Regions from separate parts of the Homo sapiens genome. Here region 2 is linked to region 1. A link is a contact called in ENCODE Hi-C or POLR2A ChIA-PET data. All regions are on one chromosome and are shown on one strand. The core of a region is the stretch at or near the end of the contact, and the rest is flanking DNA. Distances in the headings are between cores, read along the strand shown. Region 1 overlaps PHLDB2 (pleckstrin homology like domain family B member 2). Region 2 holds the start of C3orf52 (chromosome 3 open reading frame 52).

The links. Hi-C counts contacts between places; a loop is a spot of excess contacts on that map. ChIA-PET counts read pairs that join two places held with the same protein, here RNA polymerase II (POLR2A). Pooled maps may share reads with other maps.
Region 2: a loop to region 1 is called in a pooled map, with 2.1 times the contacts of the local background. The contact joins the promoter of C3orf52 here to the enhancer-like site in region 1. A Hi-C loop is called at or near these places in 1 of 168 maps with a recorded cell type or tissue (mammary epithelial cell) and 1 of 50 pooled maps. POLR2A ChIA-PET finds 5 or more read pairs at or near these places in 2 of 52 experiments (PC-3 and activated CD4-positive, alpha-beta T cell).

Annotation. Positions count from the first base shown.
Region 1 is chr3:111,893,609-111,898,109 of GRCh38, reverse strand. The region is part of intron 2 of PHLDB2 (pleckstrin homology like domain family B member 2); the gene reads right to left. Among named protein-coding and RNA genes, the nearest start is that of PHLDB2, 37 kb to the right of the region's middle. Within about 2 kb of position 2,834, at least 2 of the 41 ENCODE cell types and tissues checked have a DNase peak (open chromatin) inside an H3K27ac peak, as active enhancers do.
Region 2 is chr3:112,083,776-112,088,090 of GRCh38, reverse strand. C3orf52 (chromosome 3 open reading frame 52) reads right to left here and starts at 1,702. Exons shown (of 6, transcript NM_024616.3): 1 at 1,546-1,702. The coding sequence starts at 1,683. RefSeq lists silencers at 1,788-1,837, 1,858-1,907, 1,958-2,007 and an enhancer at 1,524-2,040.

The sequences.
Region 1 (4,501 bases), core at 1,585-4,084:
GCAGCCATCAACATCAAGACAAAACCCTCCACTAGCAAAAAGATTACAACTCACTGAAGGCTCATATAATTGTTAGTATTTTTTTAAGCAATAAAGTATTTTTAAATTAAGGTATGTACATTTTTATACATAATGCTGTTGCATACTTAATATATTACAGTATAGTGTAAACATAACTTTAATATGCACTGGGAAACCAAAAAATTTGCGTCACTTGCTTTATTATGATGTTCGCCTTCTTGCGGTGGTCTGGAACCAAACCCACAATATCTCAGAGGTATGCCTGAATATTTTCCTTTCTCCCAAGACAACTTGTAAATTGAAATCTCTGCCTAAGATGATTTAAGCCTTGGTCTTCGTGATCTGATGGAAAAGATGACCTTTCATAGCTTCAGCTTGTTATTCTATAATCAGAATGAAAGAATAATCACCATATGAGAAATTTGTTCCTCTTAATTCTACTCAGCATTTTCCTAAAATTCTGTCTTTTCTCAAAATCCAAATTACAACCCCAGAGCTGGGATATGGTCTTAGCAATTTTGAATAAGAAATACCAATTTATCCAAACCAAAAATTTTCAACCTGCAGTCATTAGACTTCACCAGAGCAAAGCTTTTGGCTATTTGCAACTTTAGGAAACTAATCTCACTGACTTCAGCTTCAGGGAAGATGAATTAGACATACTTTACCCTATTTCTCCCACTAAGTATAACTCAGAACCCTGTACATTATATGGGGAAAAAAACAGAAGACTCTGAAAGGTGGAAAAAGGCAGACTGGGGACCCAACGAAACACACAGAAGTGTGTCTCTGGGATTTCCCTTTGCCTCATGTATCCTAGTCTTAAACCTGATGAACCAGTGACTGCAACAACCTGCCCAATTTCCACAGAACTCTGCTGAGTGAACAAAGCCAAACCCACAGGTTACATGCTATATGGTTATATTGTGAAATGATAAAATTATAGAAATGGAGAAGAAATCAGTGGTTATGGGGGTTAAGGAGAAGGGAAGCTGGTATGGCTATAAAAGGCCAACATGAGAGACCGTTGTGGTGTTAGAACTGTTCTGTATCTTCACTGTATCAATGTCAATATCCTAGCTCTGACATTGTCCTATAGTTTGGCAAGATGTTACCATTGGAGGAAACTGGGTAAAGGATACACAGGATCCCTTTGAATTACGTCCTATGATTGCTTGTGAATCTCCGATTATTCAACATAAAGAGATTATTTTGTTTAAGTGACTTCTAATAAGCACCTTCATAACTAGCACATTGAGATGGCTGAAACAAAAGAAAAAGTGCTGGATGTGTTACCCTTGTAATGCTTGTTTTGGATTTTTTTTTTTTTTTGAAAAATCAATTTCCAACTTTAAGAATATTCTCTACAGCAAATATTCCCATAATCTTTTCTCAAGCTGGGGAAGAGAAATTCACATTATAAGAATTAGCCAGCGCAGCCTGGACGCGGTGGCTCACACCTATAATCCTAGCACTTTGGGTGGCCAAGGCAGGCAGATCGCCTGAGGTCAGGAGTTCCAGACCAGCCTGGCCAACATACGTGGCGAAACCCCGTCTCTACTAAAAATACAAAAATTAGCCAGGTATGGTGGCAGCTGCCTGTAATCCCAGCTACTTGGGAGGCTGAGGCAGGAGAATTGCTTGAACCCTTAGGAGGCGGAGGTTGCAGTGAGCTGAGATCACGCCACTGCACTCTAGCCTGGGCAACAGAGGGAGACTCCGTCTCGGGGCGGGGGAAGAAAAAAGAATTAGCCAGCACAATCACTAAACCTATTAGCTGATGATAAATTTTTAAAATGGTAGCTCAATAAATAGCTTTTAAATTTAGATATACTAAGCCAGGCATGGTGGCTCACGCCTGTAATCCCAATAGTTTCAGAGGCTAAGGGGAGCAAATCACTTGAGGCCAGGAGTTCGAGAACAACCTGGCCAACATGGCAAAACCCTGTGTCTACTAAAAATACAAAAATTAGTTGGGCATTGTGGCATGCACCTGTAATCCCAGCTACTCAGCAGGCTGAGCCGAGATCATGCCACTGTACTCCAGCCTGGACAACATAGCAAGACTCTCCTCAAAAAAAGAATAATAAATAAATATAGATATACTAAGTAATTTGACAACAAATATGGGGACCACTTTTACCAGAAACAATCAATAGTCCTCCTTCACTTAATGTATCTCCATATAAATAGATAGATAGATAGATAGATAGATGGATAGATAGATAGATTTTTTTTTTTTGACTGAGTTTCACTCTTTTGCCCACGCCAGACTGCAATGGCTCGATCTCGGCTCACTGCAACCTTCACCTCATGGGTTCAAGTGATTTTCCTGCTTCAGCCTCCGAAGTAGCTGGGATTACAGGCATGTGCCACCACGCCTGGCTAATTTTGTATTTTTTTAGTAGAGACGAGGTTTCACCATGTTGGTCAGGGTGGTCTCGAACTCCTGACCGCAGGTGATCTACCTGCCTTGGCCTCCCAGAGTGCTGGGATTACAGGCGTGAGCCAACACGCCTGGCCTCCACTCCTATATATTTGTTGGTCTTGATATATTTTCAGTTTTTATTTAGTTTATATTTCTTTCTACAAATTTTATTTATGATCTTTATTTCTTATTTAAGAAACAAGTGTTCATATATTTATTTATGATTTTAAAAAAGAATGAGACTTCTTCTATAACTGACACAGGGGCATACAGGGCCTCTTTTTAGTCCAAGTTGCTTTCTATATTTCAGCGTTTAGCCTGAGAAAGCTGAACCATGTGAAGAGTCAGAACATACATCTCTCAAATTCTTTAATGCATGGCACCATCAAGAGGCAATAGCTTGTACTGCTACTATAAGAACAGAGGGTTTGCTCTCAAGAATGGACTACTGCAATATAGAATTTCATGAAGACTTTAGCTCTGTTTCCCCAATGTGAAGTCATTAGATTATTGCCAAATGCTAATTTTTCCTTCTCACTGCTTTTCTGCCCATCTCTCCAAGTGAAGAAGAAAGAAAAAAGGTATGACAACCGTTTTTTTTTTTTCACTCTCAGTTAATGGAGGACAATTGGCAGCCCAACTTTGCTAATGATTAATTCCTTTAATATTTAATCAACATATACACACATACAGACCCACACATACATACATACACACACACACACACACGCAAACCAGCAATTTGTAGAGAGAAAGTCCTTGCTTTATTCTCTAATGACCCAAGGTGATCTGATGACAGATAACATTTTTCTTTATATTACCCAGTGACAAAAAATGTACTTACTTTAAGGGCTAATATCCAGAATCTACAATGAACTCAAACAAATTTACAAGAAAAAAACAACCCTATCAAAAAGTGGGCAAAGGATATGAACAGACACTTCTCAAAAGAAGACATTCATGCAGCCAACAAACATACGAAAAAAAAGCTCATCATCACTGGTCAGTAGAGAAATGCAAATCAAAACAACAATGAGAAACCATCTCACACCAGTTAGAAAGGCAATCATTAAAAAGTCAGGAAACAACAGATGTTGGAGAGGATGTGGAGAAATAGGAACACTTTTACACTGTTGGTGGGAGTGTAAACTAGTTCAACCATTGTGGAAGTCAGTGTGGTGATTCCTCAGGGATCTAGAACTAGAAATACCATTTGACCCAGCCATCCCATTACTGGGTATATACCCAAAGGACTATAAATCATGCTGCTATAAAGACACATGCACATGTATGTTTATTGCGGCATTACTCACAATAGCAAAGACTTGGAACCAACCCAAATGTCCAACAATGATAGACTGGATTAAGAAAATGTGGCACATATACACCATGGAATACTATGCAGCCACAAAAAATGATGAATTCATGTCCTTTGTAGGGACATGGATGAAATTGGAAATCATCATTCTCAGTAAACTATCGCAAGAACAAAAAACCAAACACCGCATATTCTCACTCATAGGTGGGAATTGAACAATGAGATCACATGGACACAGGAAGGGGAATATCACACTCTGGGGACTGTTGTGGGGTGGGGGGAGGGGGGAGGGATAGCATTGGGAGATATACCTAATGCTAGATGACGAGTTAGTGGGTGCAGCACACCAGCATGGCACATGTATACGTATGTAACTAACCTGCACAATGTGCACATGTACCCTAAAACTTAAAGTATAATAAAAAATAAATAAATAAATAAAAATAAATCCAAAAAAAAAAAAAAGAAATAGTGCTGTTTACTTAGAGAATAGATTGCTAATTTAGGGAGTGGGTAGCATCGTCAATCTACTCCTGTGCTGTCAAATATATTATACCTAATTTCACCTGGATTTTTTTTTTTTTGCTTACCTTAACATAAAAAAATTTAAAATGACATTCATGGCTCACATCATATTTCTGAGCTAAATCTGATAAACCCTCCAAACAAGGTAGGAAAGTTAAAAAAAAAAAAGGTAGAGAATTGACTGGCTATTTTAAACATTAGGGAAATTA
Region 2 (4,315 bases), core at 453-2,952, 190 kb before region 1:
CTTACTAACAAGGACGTCATGAGAACATTAAAGAACCATTGCTACAGGGTAGGTGCTAAACAATTACAGAATACTGATAACCCTGCATGGATTTGGCTTGTTCTACCCACCACCTGTTTTCAACAAGGCATTCCCAGGCCTCACAGAAGGCCGAGTAGGCACACATTACCACTACGGGACAGGCTTGCCTCTGGGACACACTTCTTAGTGGCAAAACTGTCACCAGATTTCTGGATTCAGCCCCAAGCTAGGGAGTCTTTAGGGTGTGCGGGTCCATCTAATCTGAGGCAAGTATTTCCAACTCCCATTCCTGGACACCGCCCTGGAGGACTCATACAGCCAGTTCACAGTTGTGGCCACTTGCACTGGTGACCAGACTATCTTTGTTCAACCTTCATTCTTCTGTGGCATTCATATTTTATTCAGAAATAAGTTTCCAAATTACTCTCCAGAGTACCTATAAAAGCAGACTTTGCAATAGTTCCAGGAATCAATGTAGAACAAAAGCAATGCTTTCAACTTTTGAATTTCCTGCTTATCCCTAAAATCAACAGCTGGGCAGCCAAAAAGTTGGGGGTGGAGGAGTGGGGCCTAGAAAGATCAGGTCGGGGCTCTATATGGGGAGTTCTGTGCACCCAGAAAACCTCAAGCCAATCTTAGGAGTTAATCAGAAGGTGGATGGCTGGGAAGTCAAAGCTCTGATGTTTTACAAGTCTTTGATGAGAGTGAATAATGTTCCCATCATTGCTAGGGATGAATCAGAAAAGAGCTTGGCCTAAAAATAGCCAGGGACTTCCTTAGGGATTGAGAGGAGGTAAAAGCAAGGTGGGCGAAGTCTCAACCTTCGAGACAAGAACTTTGAAATTATTTTCTTTCAATTGAGCAGGGCAAGTTCACCTCCCCCGCGCCGACCCCCTAACCCGCCCGCCCCATCTCTACGCCAGCCCTACCCCTTCTCCCCTTCTGACCGCTTTCTCTCCTCTGTGCTCTCCCCTATCTCTCTTCCGGCAGAATCCAATGGCCAGGCTGGGAGAAGGCAGAAAGTGCTTGGCGGATGGTAGGCATGGAAGAAGGCTGGGGGCTGCGGCGAGGTGGGTGGAGGGGAGGGAGAGAAGTGGCAAGGCAGTGAAGGTAAGAGGAGGACAGAAGAGATTCTGAGAGAAGGAGGATACTCAATTTGTCATTCTCATTCTCCCTACTGGAAAAAAGAAAAACTGAATTAAAAGTTACATAACTTTAAAAAACTACTTCCATCTCCGGAATACCTCTCTGAAGACAGCAGCGGCCACACCTCACCACTAGGATTCCTAAAGCGCCTCGGGGGTCAGAGGGGTTGGAGGACCCCAGGGGCTGGGGAGGGGACTGCTCGGGCCGAAAGGTGTCGCGGTGACTCGGCTCCATTCAGAGCACTCGAGCGCGCCCCACCCTCGCTCGGCGCCGTCGACGCCCCGCCTGACTGGAAACCCGAAACTCGCGGGTGCCAGGCCCGGGTCCTACTACTGTCCCGCCGCCGGCAAGTTAGGGCCAGCGCCAAGGGGACCTTACCTCGGCCGGGGGGACCTCCTCGTCCAAAGAAGGGAAGACCTTGTCGGCACCATTGAGAGGCGTGTTCTCTTCTGGCTGCCGCTCGAGCACCGAGAGCTCCAGCTCGTCTACTGGCTGTGAGGGTTGGGCCAGGTCCATGTGCCGGCAGGGAAAGTCTGAGCGGCTCCGCGGGAGGCCACAGCGCCGGCGAGTCGAGCGACCTCCCCGCCTCACACTCCACCCACTGGGCGGGGCGTCGCGGACCTCGGGCGGCGGGAGCGGACCGGAGCGGACAGGAGGGGCAACTGTGAGTGGCGGCCACTCCCTGGATCCCGCGGGGTAGAGCACCTGAGGCCGTGCCGGAGTGGGCTCCAGAGCCGAAGGCTGTTTTTCTGATTTGTTCAGGGCGCTGCCTGCTATGCCTTTCCCCGCGCCTGCAGATGCAGACCATCTCCGTTTAGGGGCTGCCTGGGTGCCGGGCTGTGGTAAGGAAAGGGTGGGCCCGGCAGCACCGTCCAACGGAGAAAAGTTTGCGATCTAACCCTACGAACTGTTGGTTGTTGGGGTTTGCCACAGTCCTCGCGGCCTAGCAAAAGTGCATTCATTCAATCAACAAATAACCATGCCTCGTGCCAGCATGGTGCTAGGTTCTGAGTGCATGAAGGTGAATAATATACACCAACACACTTCCTCGCAAGTCCAGAGTCAGGCACAGAGACAGTATTGTGTGGTGCTGGGGACAGCGGACTCTAAAACCAGTGTACCTGGGTTATTCTCCACCCAGAGGGTTCCTCACTGTGAGACCTCGGTCTTCATCTCTCTGTGCCAACGTCCTCATCTGGAAAGTTGGTGTAATATTTGTACCCTCCTAAATGTAGTTGTTACCAGGATTACAAGGGTTGTTGTAAGCAAAGCACTCAGAACAGTGATTGACACAGCAAGCACTCATAAATGACCATTATTATTTATCTTTGAGAGGAGGGGCCTTACACACACACACACACACACACACACACAATGCACGCGCACACACAATCTCCTTGACACCCTATCTGTAGTTCAGAACTTCCGGTTTAGTTAGCATGGAATTATGTTTGTTAAGCACAGCATGGGTTGGGCCAAGGGCCTCAACTCTCAAGCTTCTGTTCCGAATAGTCTTGCTCCTTACTTCTCACCCTCCACGCAACACACACACACACACACACACACACACACACATTAAGACCAGACCATTAACAAGAAGCATATAAATCAGCTCCACTCCAAATATGTTGACTTGAGTCCAAAAGTCTGGCATCTTCAGTACCTGATGTTGAGACACAGCCTAGATATCCTGTCTCCAGCAGTCTGATGCCTGCTACCAGATCCCCTGAACTTTGGATCCATCTGCCTGCTAAGGGGAGTCTGCAGTGACTCATCTGCTGACCTGCACTGACTTCTGCTCCAACAGGTGGATCTTGCAAGAATCAGGCTGCATTCTCAGCTGGGATTTTTGAACAGGTTTTTTAACCAAGGAGCAAGGGTTAAGGGAATCAACAAGGCATGGTGACGTACCCAGGGACTAGCAATAGCGAGAAGCTGTTAACACTCCTAGGCCTAAAAGGGACTGGAGACTGATAAAGAACTAGAGCCATTGAAGGGTGTGGGAATTTGCAGGGAGGTCTTGATAGGATCTGTAGTCACGAAAACATGCAGACCTGACTGGAAGCACTGACACCTCTCAAACTTCTGATTCTCCCCACCCCCATCCTTACCCAGGGTCCAGAAAACTTTTCTCATAGTTCCCTTATTTGATTGCAGAAGTTCATCCTAAATGTGAGATTTTTTTCTCACTTCAGATGGATAGTAGCTATCTCCATGCCTGATTTCTCCATGCACAGATACCTAAAGCCTCCCTCACTCCCCCAGAGAATCAAAAAGCAACTGTTCCTGTCTCAAGCACACCCTAAACCACATCTTCTAATGCCTTTTGAGTACTGTTAAGCAAGGTTTATATACTCTGTAATTAGATTTAAATGCATTTCTATAATTCCATATGCCTAACCCTTGTTCTCATGTTACAGTGGAAGGAATATAAGTTCTGAAGGCAGACAGAACTAGGATCAAATTTAGACTCTCACTATCTGTGTGTTCTTGGGCAAGCTGTTCAATGTCTGCTTGTTTTCTTATAAAATGATTCCTACCTAGCAGAGTCAGGAAGATTAAGGTAAAGAATTTATTCCTGTGCCTGAAAAATGAAAGGATCTCAGTAAATGCTCCATTACATTCCCTGACTGTGTCTTTGTGGCTAATACCCACTCTCCCCCGACCCTTAGCACCCAGCACTAACCCTTGATTCAATATGTTTTCTTTTGATATTGGTTTTTCTTCCTGTGCTGTCCTATTTTCCTGATCACTGACACTTGCTGACACCTCCCATATTACCTGAACTAAATTCTTATTTGCAACCTGTTCCTGTTCCTGTTAACTGCAAATTTCTTAATCTCCAGACAGCTGACCTAGAATGCAGATGAGAGTCCCAACCCTACCTGAAGACTTTCTTCATCCTGCCAGTTTCACTCCACACTAAGGATTCAGAATAAGTTAGGAAGAGGTGTTTCTCCCTAGAGGTACAACCAAGTTTAGATTAAACGAGTCTGATGAAAGTCAAGAATTTGTGAATGAGGAACCAAACTCTACCTAGATTTGTTTTTGTAATTCCTTCAGAATTCATTTACATAAGGGTGGCTTTTTAAATATACTATTATTTCAAAAATAGATTTCTTTAATATAATTTAAAATTATTATTGAC